Linked DNA regions of Mus musculus: regions 1 and 2 are each linked to region 3. The links are chromatin loops, found by intact Hi-C in ENCODE. Cell type or tissue: gastrocnemius. All regions are shown on one strand.

Evidence for each region. A loop is a pair of places that touch in the nucleus more often than their neighbours do. Peaks named below come from ENCODE experiments on the same cell type or tissue, not always from the same donor. Only the 100,000 strongest peaks of a DNase experiment are listed, where the experiment ranks them.
Region 1: a loop joins it to region 3, with 2.9 times the contacts of the local background. A loop is called at or near these places in 12 of 42 quality-filtered maps.
Region 2: a loop joins it to region 3, with 2.4 times the contacts of the local background. A loop is called at or near these places in 13 of 42 quality-filtered maps.

Annotation. Positions count from the first base shown.
Region 1 is chr10:60,070,989-60,074,988 of GRCm38, forward strand. The region is part of intron 9 of Ascc1 (activating signal cointegrator 1 complex subunit 1); the gene reads left to right. Among named protein-coding and RNA genes, the nearest start is that of Spock2, 33 kb to the right of the region's middle. In gastrocnemius, no CTCF peak of the experiment used is centred here; no DNase peak of the experiment used is centred here.
Region 2 is chr10:60,064,240-60,068,239 of GRCm38, forward strand. It overlaps Ascc1 (activating signal cointegrator 1 complex subunit 1), which reads left to right. Exons shown (of 11, transcript NM_026937.3): 9 at 84-169. Among named protein-coding and RNA genes, the nearest start is that of Spock2, 40 kb to the right of the region's middle. In gastrocnemius, a CTCF peak has its summit at 2,490 (motif pointing left); a DNase peak (open chromatin) is centred at 2,497.
Region 3 is chr10:60,003,814-60,007,813 of GRCm38, forward strand. It overlaps Ascc1 (activating signal cointegrator 1 complex subunit 1), which reads left to right. Exons shown (of 11, transcript NM_026937.3): 2 at 982-1,114; 3 at 3,914-4,000. The coding sequence starts at 1,006. Among named protein-coding and RNA genes, the nearest start is that of Anapc16, 2.7 kb to the left of the region's middle. In gastrocnemius, a CTCF peak has its summit at 1,691 (motif pointing left); a DNase peak (open chromatin) is centred at 1,659; H3K4me3 peaks cover 394 bases; H3K27ac peaks cover 458 bases.

The DNA.
Region 1 (4,000 bases), 67 kb after region 3:
GTTTAAATGAGGCTCACTCTTGGTCTTCGCAGCACATCGTATGGGTGCATCCACCTCTGCAGTAGCACACAGAGCAGCTTCATGGTCTCTACCAGGTTTTTCCCCTCCCTCCCTCCCTCCTTGCACCCCCTCCCTCCCAGCCACTAAGGGCGCCTGAGCTTTCACCTGTCTACAGAGCATCCTCCAGTAGAAATCACAGCTGCAAGATGCATTTATGTTCCCTTCATGCCTTTTCTTTTTTAATATTTATTTTTATTATTTTATGGGCTTGAGTATTTTGCCTGCATCTATTTCTGTGTACTGTATTCATGCGCGGTGCCCACAGATGTCAGAAGAGGGCATTGGATCCCCTGGAACTGGTGTTCCAGACAGCTGTGCAGTGCCTTGTGTGTCTGAAAGAGTATCCAGTACTCCACCGCTGAGCCGTCCCTCCAGCCCCTCTTGATGCCTCACTGTGGCTCAGCGGCTTATTCCTTTATTGCTGGATGATGCTCCGCTGTCTAGTTGTCCCAAGCTTTCTCCTTCACCTCACTGAAGGACTTCTTGATTGCTTCCAAATTGTGGCAGTTACAAATAAAGTTATAAATGTCTTTGAATAAATAACAAAGAGCACAGTGGCTGGATCATGTGTTAAGAGTATGCTTAACATATATATTTTAAATACTCAGTTGTCTTCCACACGAGCTGTACCATTTCGGATTCCCACAGCAATGACTGAGAGTTCCTTTGATTCTGTGTCCTTGTCACTTTTGGTCTTTTTCAGTGTTTGGAGGGTAGTTCATTCTTTTTTATTTATATTCTTTTAAAATTTGTGCATGTGTGTCTATTCCTACATATACCACGGTGCACACATGGAGGCCAGTGGGCAATATCCAGGGATCAGTTCTCTTCTGCTGTGGAATACAGGGGTGGAATGCAAGTAGTCAGACTTGCACATGTCATTGCACATTGACCCCGTTGCCTGCCTAGGTTTGTCCCTCTGTCTAGCACATAGCAGTGCCCAGCTGTCTTAATTTGCAGTTCTCTGCAATGCACAGTGTTGAGCACTTTCCAGATACATCCTTGACATGTGTGTCTTCTTTGGTGCTTTCTGTTCAGGTCTTTTTTGATTCATTTTTATAAAGAATGGAATGTCAGACTAGAGAGATGGCTCAGTGGTTAAGAGCACCAACTGCTCTTCCAGAGGTCCTGAGTTCAATTCCCAGCAACCACATGGTGGCTCACAACCATCTGTAATGAGATCTGGTAAGAGGGTATCTGTAATGCCCTCTTCTGGTGTGTCTGAAGATAGCGACAGTGTACTCAGCTAGACCAACTCACCGGGAGGACATAAGAACAGGCTCTGGGTTGCTCTGCGGGTATCTGGTGCTGCTCTGTGAGCACAGCCCACTCATCCAGCTTTCCTGTAGGTGCTGCTGTGAGTCTGTCCTTATAGGTGCTGCTGTGAGTCTATCCTTTCCCGTTCCCTTGTTGCCAGTCTGGTTTCCAGGATCAGGCCACACAGGGTGTGGTGGCTCCACTTCCTGCGCTGTCTGTTTTCACTCCATTTCCCTCTTCTCCTACCTTCATAGTAGGGTTTAAGGTGGTCTGGCGTCACTCCTCTGACTGTTCTTCCATATTGATTTGGCTAATTTGTTTTTTTTTCCTTTCTCAATAAACTTTAGAATCAGTTTGTCAATATCCATAGGATAATTTTTCTGGGGGTTTGATTGTGGTTGTTTTAAATCAATAGATCAAGTTGGATCTGCCCATAAATTATTTAGTTTTAGGGTTTTGTTGTTGTTGTGGGGTTTGTTTTGTTATTTTTCATTAGAGTTTTGTGGTTTTCTTGAAGTAGATACTACTTAATTTTATTAGCTTTGTATCATCCCTTTTGGGGTATTAGTATAAATAATACTGGATGATGACGATGATGATTTCTGGTTGTGAATCACCATGTAGGTGCTGGGAATCAAACCCAAGTCCTCTGGGAGAAATGCCAGTGCTCTTAACTGCTGATTTATCATCACTCTAGTCCTGTGCTCTGCCCCTACTCCCCTTCTTGACACAGGGTTTCTTTGGGTATCCCAGAGGGAGTTCCAGGACAGCCAGCTTGGCCTTAAACTCAAGAGTTCTGGCTGCCCCTGTCTCTGAAGTACTGGGATTAAAGACATGAGCCACTACTGCCCAGCTTCCAGCCTCTATTTTAGGGTCAAATTCTGATTGTTCATTGACAATAAATATAAAACTGAAATTTTGAGTATTAATCTTGTGTCTTACAAGCTTGATATTATCACTAAATCTATGAAAAGTGGTTTTGTTGTTGTTTTTGTGACATGTTCTCACTATGTTGCCATGGTTGGCCTGGAACTTGGTATGTAGACCAGGCCATCCTTAAACTCAACAGTTCTGCCTATCTCTGCCTCCTGAGTATTGGGATTGAAGGCATGCACCACTATGCTCAACTTTTGGACTTTAAAAAAAAAATCTATTTATTTTATGTATGTGAATGTGGTTGTCTTCAGACACACCAGAAGAGGGCATCAGATCCCATTACAGATGGTTGTGAGCCACCACGTGGTTGCTGGGAATTGAACTTAGGTCCTCTGGAAGAGCAGTGCTCTTAACCACTGAGCTAGCTCTCCAGCCCAGCTTTTGGAATTTTTATCTAGCATCCAGGTTCTAGACCATCATGTCATCTGTGACAAAAGACAGTTTATTGCCTTATTCCAAATATGTCTTCCTCTTACTTTGTCTCTTACTTCCCAGCTGGGACTTTGAGTATGGATGGAAGGCAGGGGTGTCCGCATCTTTGCCTTGCCCTTGACTTAGCAGGAAAATGTCAGGTCTCTCACCATTCAGTAGGGTAGCTGTGCAGTCCATTCGTCCTGAGCCCTAGTGTTTTATGAGACAGACGCTCCCTCAGTAACTTAGGCCAGCCTTGAACTCATGATTCTGCTGCCTCAGCCTCCCGGGATATGAGCCTCCACATTTGCTCCAGTTCTTCACTCCTAGACTGCACAGCACAGGTAGCAGTTTGTCGGTCCCAGCTCTATTTTCCCGAGTTATCCTCGATGCTGGCTTTGAGCTGTGATTCTCGTGCCCTCCTGTGTCGCTTGGGTGGTTCTGTTTCCTAACTTCCATAGTAGGCCTAAGGAGAGTTACTGACTTTTTGGTCTGTTGAGACTTTTTACTTGTTTTTTTATTTTTATTTGTGTGTGTGTGTTCATGTGTGACATGAGCACAGTTTGCCTGAGCCATGGGATGCATGTGGCACTCAGAGGTCATCTTTCCAGAACTGGTTCTGTCCACTGACTGGGAGGGAGCCAGTGGTTGAACTCAGGCCCTTAGGCTTGCCGGGCAAGAGTCTTTATTATCTGCTGAGTGGTCTCACTGGCTCTTGCTTACTTAAAGCTGACTGCTAAACTTTTTTCATGATGGACCAAAAACCAGGAGTCTCACAGCTTTAAAAAAAAGGTTTATTGAAGGCTAGAGATACAGCTCTGTCGGTATAGTGCTTTCCAGGAAACACTGGGTTTGGTTCCCAGTACCACATGAACCAGGTGTGCCGGTACATGCCTGTAATTGTAGCACTTGTGAGGTACAGATAGAATGGTCAAGAGTCTGAGGCCAGCATGTGGGACCCTGTCTCAAATAAATATATACGTACATAAAATGTTAATTGCAATGCAAAATCAATAGAAAGTGTATTCTCTTACTTGTCGAAGAGAATTGTGTTTATTATATAGTAATTCTCAGCTCAAGCATTGCTATCCCTGGAAAGTGCTTCTTTATTACTTGGCTTTTTAAAATCTTTTTCCCTCAAACCCCAAACTTTCCTGAAACTGATCACCAAGACCATTGCAGTATGGGAAGATGAGCAGCTTCCCCTGCGCTTGGGTCTCAGTCACTGTCGCCAGATTCATGCTGCATATGGCGTACAACTTGAAAAAGAAGAGTGGTTTGTTTTTTTGTTTGTTTGTTTGTTTGTTTGCTTATTTGTTTTTGAGACAGTTTCCTG
Region 2 (4,000 bases), 60 kb after region 3:
TTGCTAGGAGGCCTGGGGACCAACAGGGCAGGTACAAACAGCCTGTTCAGCTTCCTCTCACACTGTCTCTGTGTTATTTACAGCGGAAGGCAGGTACAATCTCTACACAGCAGATGGCAAATATATCTTCAAGGAGAGAGAGTCTTTTGATGGCCGGAACATTTTAAAGGTCAGTATGATGTCGAGTGGCATGGAGGTCTTTTGGCGCATGCCCCGAATGAGGAAGAAGTAAGGTGTTGCCTTTTCACACTGCCATGCTTCCTGCTGCTTCTCCTGAAAGGATGCAAAGTGTTGTAGTGTCAGAGAGAGGGTGATGGGGGAGATCCCTAGATCCATCTGGCTGACCATCCATCCTCTTCGCACCTCAAGAGTGTTTGCAGTCTCTGACTTAAGAAAGACTAACATTTCCCAGTTACTTTGAGACTTGGTTTGAACCCAGTGCGTTTCACTTTATACTCTAGAGGTTTGAGCTTGCATTTTTAAAGTGAAAAAAATGTTTTGATCTAGTACATTTTTCTCTTCACCCACAGAGTTGCTCCCCAAGGTTACTTCTAGTCTATTTTTACTCAGGAGCAGCCTGTGTCCTAAAAGAAGGTAGTCAGTGTCTTGACTGCTGAGACCTCACTGTTCTGAATCACAGTCAACTTTGAGACAGGAAAATGCAAGTTCTTCTGCCCTGCATTCTCTCTCCTGCATACTGCCTCTGTTACAGCTGCAGCCAGGTGACATGCTGTGGCTCCTCTGGGCAGAGAAACAGACAGGTCATTGATGAGTCTCATGTTTGCTGATGGTTTAGGTCACACAGTTTCAAGGCCATGAATGTTTTCTAGAGGTAGAGAGGTGTGCATGTCTATTAGTCAGAGTTCTCTGGAGTGACAGAATTGATATTTACATTTTTATCTTGTATATATCTATCTCTGGATGGAAAGTCCATCTCAGCTGGTCTTCAGTACATACTAGAATCCCAGAGAAGTCAGTTCTGATACTAGCGAACTTGCTGACAAGAGTGAGAGCAAACAGGCAAAGGGCAAAAGCTTCCTTTGTCTGTGTCCTTTATATAGCCCGACAAGAAGGCATGGCCCAGATTTAGGGTGGGTTTTACCACATCAAATGATCTGGATTCAGATGACCCAGGCAAGGAAAAAAACTCCTCACAGGTGTACCCAGCCCTCACAGGTGTGCCCAGCCCTCACAGGTGTGCCCAGCCCTCACAGGTGTGCCCAACCCTCACAGGTGTGCTCAGCCCTCACAGGTGTGCCCAGCCCTCACAGGTGTCTCCAGCCCTCACAGGTATGCTCAGCCCTCATAGGTGTCTCCAGCTCTCACAGGTGTGCCCAGCCCTTACAGGTGTGCCCAGCCCTCACAGGTGTGCCCAGCCCTCACAGGTGTCTCTAGCCCTCACAGGTGTGCCCAGCTCTTACAGGTGTGCACAGCCCTTACAGGTGTGCTCAGCCCTCACAGGTGTCTCCAGCCCTCACAGGTATGCCCAGCCCTCACAGGTGTGCTCAGCCCTCACAAGTGTCTCCAGCCCTCACAGGTATGCCCAGCCCTTACAGGTGTGCTCAGCCCTCACAGGTGTGCTCGGCCCTCACAGGTGTCTCCAGCCCTCACAGGTGTACCCAGCCCTCACAGGTGTGCCTAGCCCTCACAAGTGTCTCCAACCCTCACAGGTGTGCCCAGCCCTCACAGGTGTCTCCAGTCCTCACAGGTGTCTCCTGCTCTCACAGGTGTGCCCAGCTGCTTTGGTTTTAGTTGACTCTGGGTGTAGTCAAGACTATCCATCACAGTGTGTAACAGTAGTGAGAGCCACTGCATCTTAGATGCGCTGGCCTTTACCCCTCCCTTCCCTGCTTTCATCCTAAAGGTTCTTCACAGAAAGCTCCTTTCCATGACTTGTACCACAGGCTGTTTGAGCTTCATTTGAATTCCATGAGAACCAAGTTGGTTTTAAGACATTCCTAAAGATTTCTTTCTCCATTGTTCTTTTAAAAAAAGAAAAAGAAAAAAAAGATATAACAAAACCAAACATAACCAAGTATAATAACAACAAAACCCAAGTCTGCCTGACACAGCTGGGCTAAGCCTGAAATCCCTCATTTAGGAAATGGAGGGAGAAGCATGAGGAAGTCAGAGTCCTCCACACCCATATAGCGAGACTGAGGCTGGCCTGAGATACATAAGACCCTTCCTGAAAACCAAAGAAACAAACAAAAGCTATGAACAGAAAATTCCCAGACCAAGGCAATAGAGGAAGAGAAGCATTGAATCCTACAGAAGAATGGAAGTGTTAATTACAGTGGAATTCATCATCAACCTGCCACAAGCCTATCATAGATGAAAAGCTAGCAGTCACGGTGAGGGTTCACACCTGTGGTAGAATGCTTGTCCTGAACCATAGGCAGGACTATCAGTTTGGGGAGAAAGATCCCTTGAAGTTTCCTGACCTGAACAACCCTGTGGTGATGTGAGTGTAGCTCCCTCTAGTGTTGACAAGCCACAGTACCCTTCCTCATGCCCAGGTGGGCTTTGAGCTGGGCCCAGTGAGAGTTTGGAGACATGAATCTCTCACACAGGGCCCACTGTGGTTAGACTTGCAGGAAAGCAATTTTAGTTATCGGCGCAGACTGGAATCTACAAGATACTCAGAACTTTGGGCTTTAGCATTTCCCTGCTGCTTTGTGCAAGGGTAGTCGGTATTTAGGTGGAAATCATGAGATATCTGAGGTCATGTCTGTCAGAACCAGAGTAATGCCTGATTAAAACTCTTAAGTTGGGGCAGACATTTGGGTGTGGGGCATAACACAGTGATAGAACAGGTGTCCATGTGTCTTAGTCAGGGTTTCTATTCCTGCACAAACATCAGGACCAAGAAGCAAGTTGGGGAGGAAAGGGTTTATTCAGCTTACACTTCCACATTGCTGCTCATCACTAAAGGAAGTCAGGACTGGAACTCAAGCAGGTCAGGAAGCAGGAGCTGATGCAGAGGCCATGGAGGGATGTTACTTACTGGCTTGCTTTCCCTGGCTTGCTTGGTTTGCTTTGTTATAGAACCCAAGACTATTAGCCCAGGGATGGCATCACCCACAATACCCACCCCCCCCATCACTAATTGAGAAAATGCCTTACAGCTGGATCTCATGGAGGCATTGCCTCCAGGGAGGCTCCTTTCTCTGTGATAACTCCAGCTGTGTCAAGTTGACACAAAACCAGCCAGTACACCATGTAAGGTGGACGCTGGGTCCAAGCTCCAGCAACAAAATCTTGACAATTAGAGTCCCGTTCTGAGTACACCAACTGGACAAGAGATCGCTTTCTGCTCTGAAGGCGAGGCAGCGGTTAGTCTTCCTGCCTCTAAGGGGGCACATTATCAGGCAGTTACAGTGTAAAATCATGGGCAGATGTGTGGAAGAAAAATGTGTGCCCTTGTATCCCTGGGCAGGGCACCCTCTAATCTCTCTCATTCCCCTTAGTTTAATTCTTAATCGTTAGTTTCAGGAGATAGAACCTTTCACCTGTGTTTCAACCAAAGGAATAAATCTCTCTAAAAAATGAAGGCATTGTGAGTGTAACTGCCATTCCAGCCCAGTGCAAATCCACCCAACATAACTGTAGTCTGCCACCGTATGGATTTGTTCTGCTAACTACAACATGAGAAGCCATGTTCTCTGAAACCCTTGAAATGAAAGAAAATATTCAGAAAACAGATAGATTGTTTTTATATTTCAACAATGAAATTTTTCTTATTTTAATTTTTGTTTTTTTGAGACAGGGTCTTATTCTGTAGCCTTGGTTGGCTTGGAACTCACTACGTAGACCAGGCTGGCCTTGAAGTCATGGAGATCTGTCTTCCTCTGCCTCCCAAGTCCTGGGATTATAGGCATGCACCATCACTCCTGGCTTACTTTGCATTTTAAATTGCATGTGGAGGCCCAAGGACATCTTTGGTTTCTCCCTCCCACCGAAAAGGTCCCCAGGATCTAGTCAGGCAGTCAGACTTGGT
Region 3 (4,000 bases):
GGAGGCAGTGGCCTCGGGAAACTGTTCCTTCTCAGTACTGTGTTGGTCCGAGAACTGTGTTAGTAAGTCATATTTTAATTGTACTGTGATAGGGAAATAAATCTGATTGGAAGGTATTTATTTCTAGCATCTTTAAAACGGCTTACCTCTCTTCCGCGGGTATTGTACCGATGGTTCCTCAATGCGTTATCAAACTGGATACGATAAAATATCATACTGGATAGGGTGAATGAAGCACTCTGCTCATACTTAGGTGGCTAGCAAGACCTCACCCCCTATAGGTTAATCAGACACCTATACAAGAACTTACACTGGTGAGCTCATGGAAAGCGACACTATTTTTGCTTAGGATGTGCTGTGAACTGCCCAGTTGAGGCCTACATAATGGAGTTTTTAATTTAAATTTCTTATTACATTTATTTATTTACGAATGTAGTCTGTGCATATGTTACCTGCCTACACAGCAGAATTTTTTTTTGTTTTTTTGTTTTTTGTTTGTTTTTTGTTTTTGTTGTTTTTTGGTTTTTTTGAGACAGGGTTTCTCTGTATAGCCCTGGTTGTCCTGGAACTCACTCTGCAGACCAGGCTGGCCTCGAACTCAGAAATCCACCTGCCTCTGCCTCCAGAGTGCTGGGATTAAAGGCGTGCGCCACCACGCCCGGCTAGCAGAATTTTTTAAATTTAAAATTTTATTACATTTATTTATTTAGTCTATGCTACTTGCCTACATAATGGAGTTTCTTTTAACTTAATTTTTTATTACATTTGTTTGTTTATTTCCATATTTTGTCTGTGCGTTTGCTACCTGGCTGCATGTGTAGTCCAGAGGACAACCTGCAGGAGTCAACTTTTTCCTTCTGCCGTGTGGGTCATCGGCCTTGGGAGCAAGTGCCTTTACCTGTTGAGCCATCTTAGTGACCTAAGTATTCATTGTTTAATTAAAAAAAAAAAAATTAAACAAAAGGGCACTTTCTTTTTCAGGACTTTCCTGGAACGTCATTTGTCATGGATGTTCTACGCCCACAGATTGTAACGTTCGATGGACGGAATTATAGAAAGAATCCCATCCAGGAGAAACAGTACCAACATGAAGAAGACGAGGATTTCTATCCTGGTAATCCTGGGGGGTCTCTTAGGTCCCACAAGAGGGAAAATGTTCTTTGTACTGTAAGGGTAATTCTTTGCTTTGTTGCTGCTCAGTGGGTCTAATAAAGCTGACCTCAGATGAGGTGTTCCTGGCTGCAGTTCGTGTGTCAAGATAGATTTCATCCTGGACAGAGGCCTCAGTGCCACGTAGAGTAACTTTTCATTATTTTTATTATTATTAAAAATTATTTATTTTATGTGAGGACATTGTAGCTGTCTACAGACACACCAGAAGAGGACATCAGATCCCTTTACAGATGGTTGTGAGCCACCATGTGGTTGCTGGGAATTGAACTCAGGACCTCTGGTAGAGCATGCAGTGCTCTTAACTGCTGACCTATCTCTCCAGCCCTCATTATTATTTTTTAAATATGTGTGTGTGTACATGTGATCACGGGTGCCCAAGGAAGCCTAAAGGGGTGTTAATTGGATCTCCTGGAACTGGACTCACAGGTGCTTCTGAGCCACTCAGTTGCAGAGTGCTGGGATCAGAACTCAGGTCACCTGCAAGACCAATAAGGGCTCTTAGCTGCTGCGCCCCCCTGTGGAGTACTTGTTAATTACTACTGTTACCTATAAATATTCTGTGGCAAAATTAAACCCCTTTACCTGTGAAATTATAAAAGAATATGAATTATTATTATTACTAATTTTTTTCTTGAGACAGAGTCTCTCTATTATGTAGCCCTGGCTGTCCTGGAACTCACTCTGTAGATCAGGCTGCTCTTGAACTAATAGAGATCCACCTGCCCCTGCCTCCTCAGTACTGGGCTTAAAGGAACGCATCACAGTGCCTGACTAAGAATATGAATTATTAAAATAAAGCCCTGAAGGATTTATTCCAGTGTCAGATAATATTAACTATTGTTATGCTAGTTTTTTTCTTCCTTCTTTGTAGTCATGCCTTGACAGGTCTAAAGACACAACTAACTTTATTTAACATACAGTAATTTTGTAAAAATAAAACAAAAACTAAACAACTAAATAGTTGAGGTGGATCCTAACTATTTTCAGGGCTATGACTGTGGGGTTAGGTTTAGTGTATAAGCAGAGCCTTTCAGGTTCTTTGCAACTCTTCCTTTTCAGTTCCTAAGGGTTTCTACTGAACCTTAAATCTTGGGGTCCCCCCCATGTGATCCTTTTGACTGCCCACTGTCAGCCTTGAGCTCTTTGAGCTTTCCAGTATTTTTTTTTTAATTAGGTATTTTCCTCATTTACATTTCCAATGCTATCCCAGAAGTCCCCCATACCCTCCCCCCACTCTCCTACCCACCCACTCCCACTTCTTGGCCCTGGCGTTCCCCTGTACTGGGGCATATAAAGTTTGCAAGTCCAATGGGCCTCTCTTTCCAGTGATGGCCGACTAGGCCATCTTTTGATACATATGCAGCTAGAGTTAAGAGCTCCGGAGTACTGGTTAGTTCATAATGTTGTTCCACCTATAGGGTTGCAGATCCCTTTAGCTCCTTGGGTACTTTCTCTAGCTCCTCCATTGGGGGCCCTGTGATCCATCCAATAGCTGACTGTGAGCATCCACTTCTGTGTTTGCTAGGCCCCGGCATAGTCTCTCAAGAGACAGCCATATCTGGGTCCTTTCAGCAAAATCTTGCTAGTGTATGCAATGGTGTCAGCGTTTGGAGGCTGATTATGGGATGGATCCCTGGATATGGCAATCACTAGATGGTCCATCCTTTCGTCACAGCTCCAAATTTTGTCTCTGTAACTTCTTCCATGGTTTTTGTTTTTTCGAGACAAGGTTTCTTTGTGTAGCCCTGGCTGTCCTGGAACTCACTCTGTAGACCAGGCTGGCCTCGAACTCAGAAATCTGCCTGCCTCTGCCTCCCAAGTGCTGGGATTAAAGGCGTGCACCACCACTGCTCGGCGAGCTTTCCATTCTTTGTCTCTCCCTCCCTCCGTCCTTCTCTCTCTCTCTCTCTCCCCCCACCCCCGCCTCTCCCCCCTCCCCCTCTCTCCCCTCCTGTCTTTCTCCCCCTCCTCTCCCTATCTCTCCCTCCCTCCCTCCCTCCCTCCCTCTCTCCCTCCCTCCCTCCCTCTCTTTCTCTCTCCCTGTTTTCTTCCTTTCTCCCAGTCCCCCTCCCCAGATGCAGGAACTCTTCCAGGCATTTGTCGTTATACCTAACCTCACTTTTCTCTATGTTGAGTTTTTATGGAAAAAGTTCTCCTAGTACCATTCTTTTTTTTTTTTTTTTAGATTTATTTATTTATTATATGTAAGTACACTGTAGCTGTCTTCAGACACTCCAGAAGAGAGCATCAGATCTCGTTACGGATGGTTGTGAGCCACCATGTGGTTGCTGGGATTTGAACTCAGGAACTTCGGAAGAGCAGTCAGTGCTCTTACCCACTGGGCCATCTCTCCAGCCCTCCTAGTACCATTCTTATTTATTAATAATTCATTGAAGTAATTTTGTGCCCTAACACCAAAATGTACTGACTTCTAGACTTTAAAAGGTGAGTTCATGTGGCATGACCTTCATGTCAACAGGATAATAGTAAAATGTGTTGTTCAGGCACCCTAACTTCGTAGAAAATTCAACTAATTGGTGTGTATATACTACATTCTGGGCTTCTGAGACTGAAGGATTTAAAGTAACCACCATGGTCTTTTTATTTCTCTATGAGCAGATCGAGGTAAAGCAATCACTAGGCTGTTCTTTCCCCTCTTTTAACCCTGAGATTGGTTGTGGGCTAAGGCGGGGGCTGTTCTCCATTGAGCCTTTTTAGACATGTTACGGTTTCTTTGCAGACTCCATGGAATACTCTGATGAGCCCTGCGGTGCCTACGAGGTGGCACAGACCCCTCACGGATTCCGGGCCACCGTCAGTGCCCCTA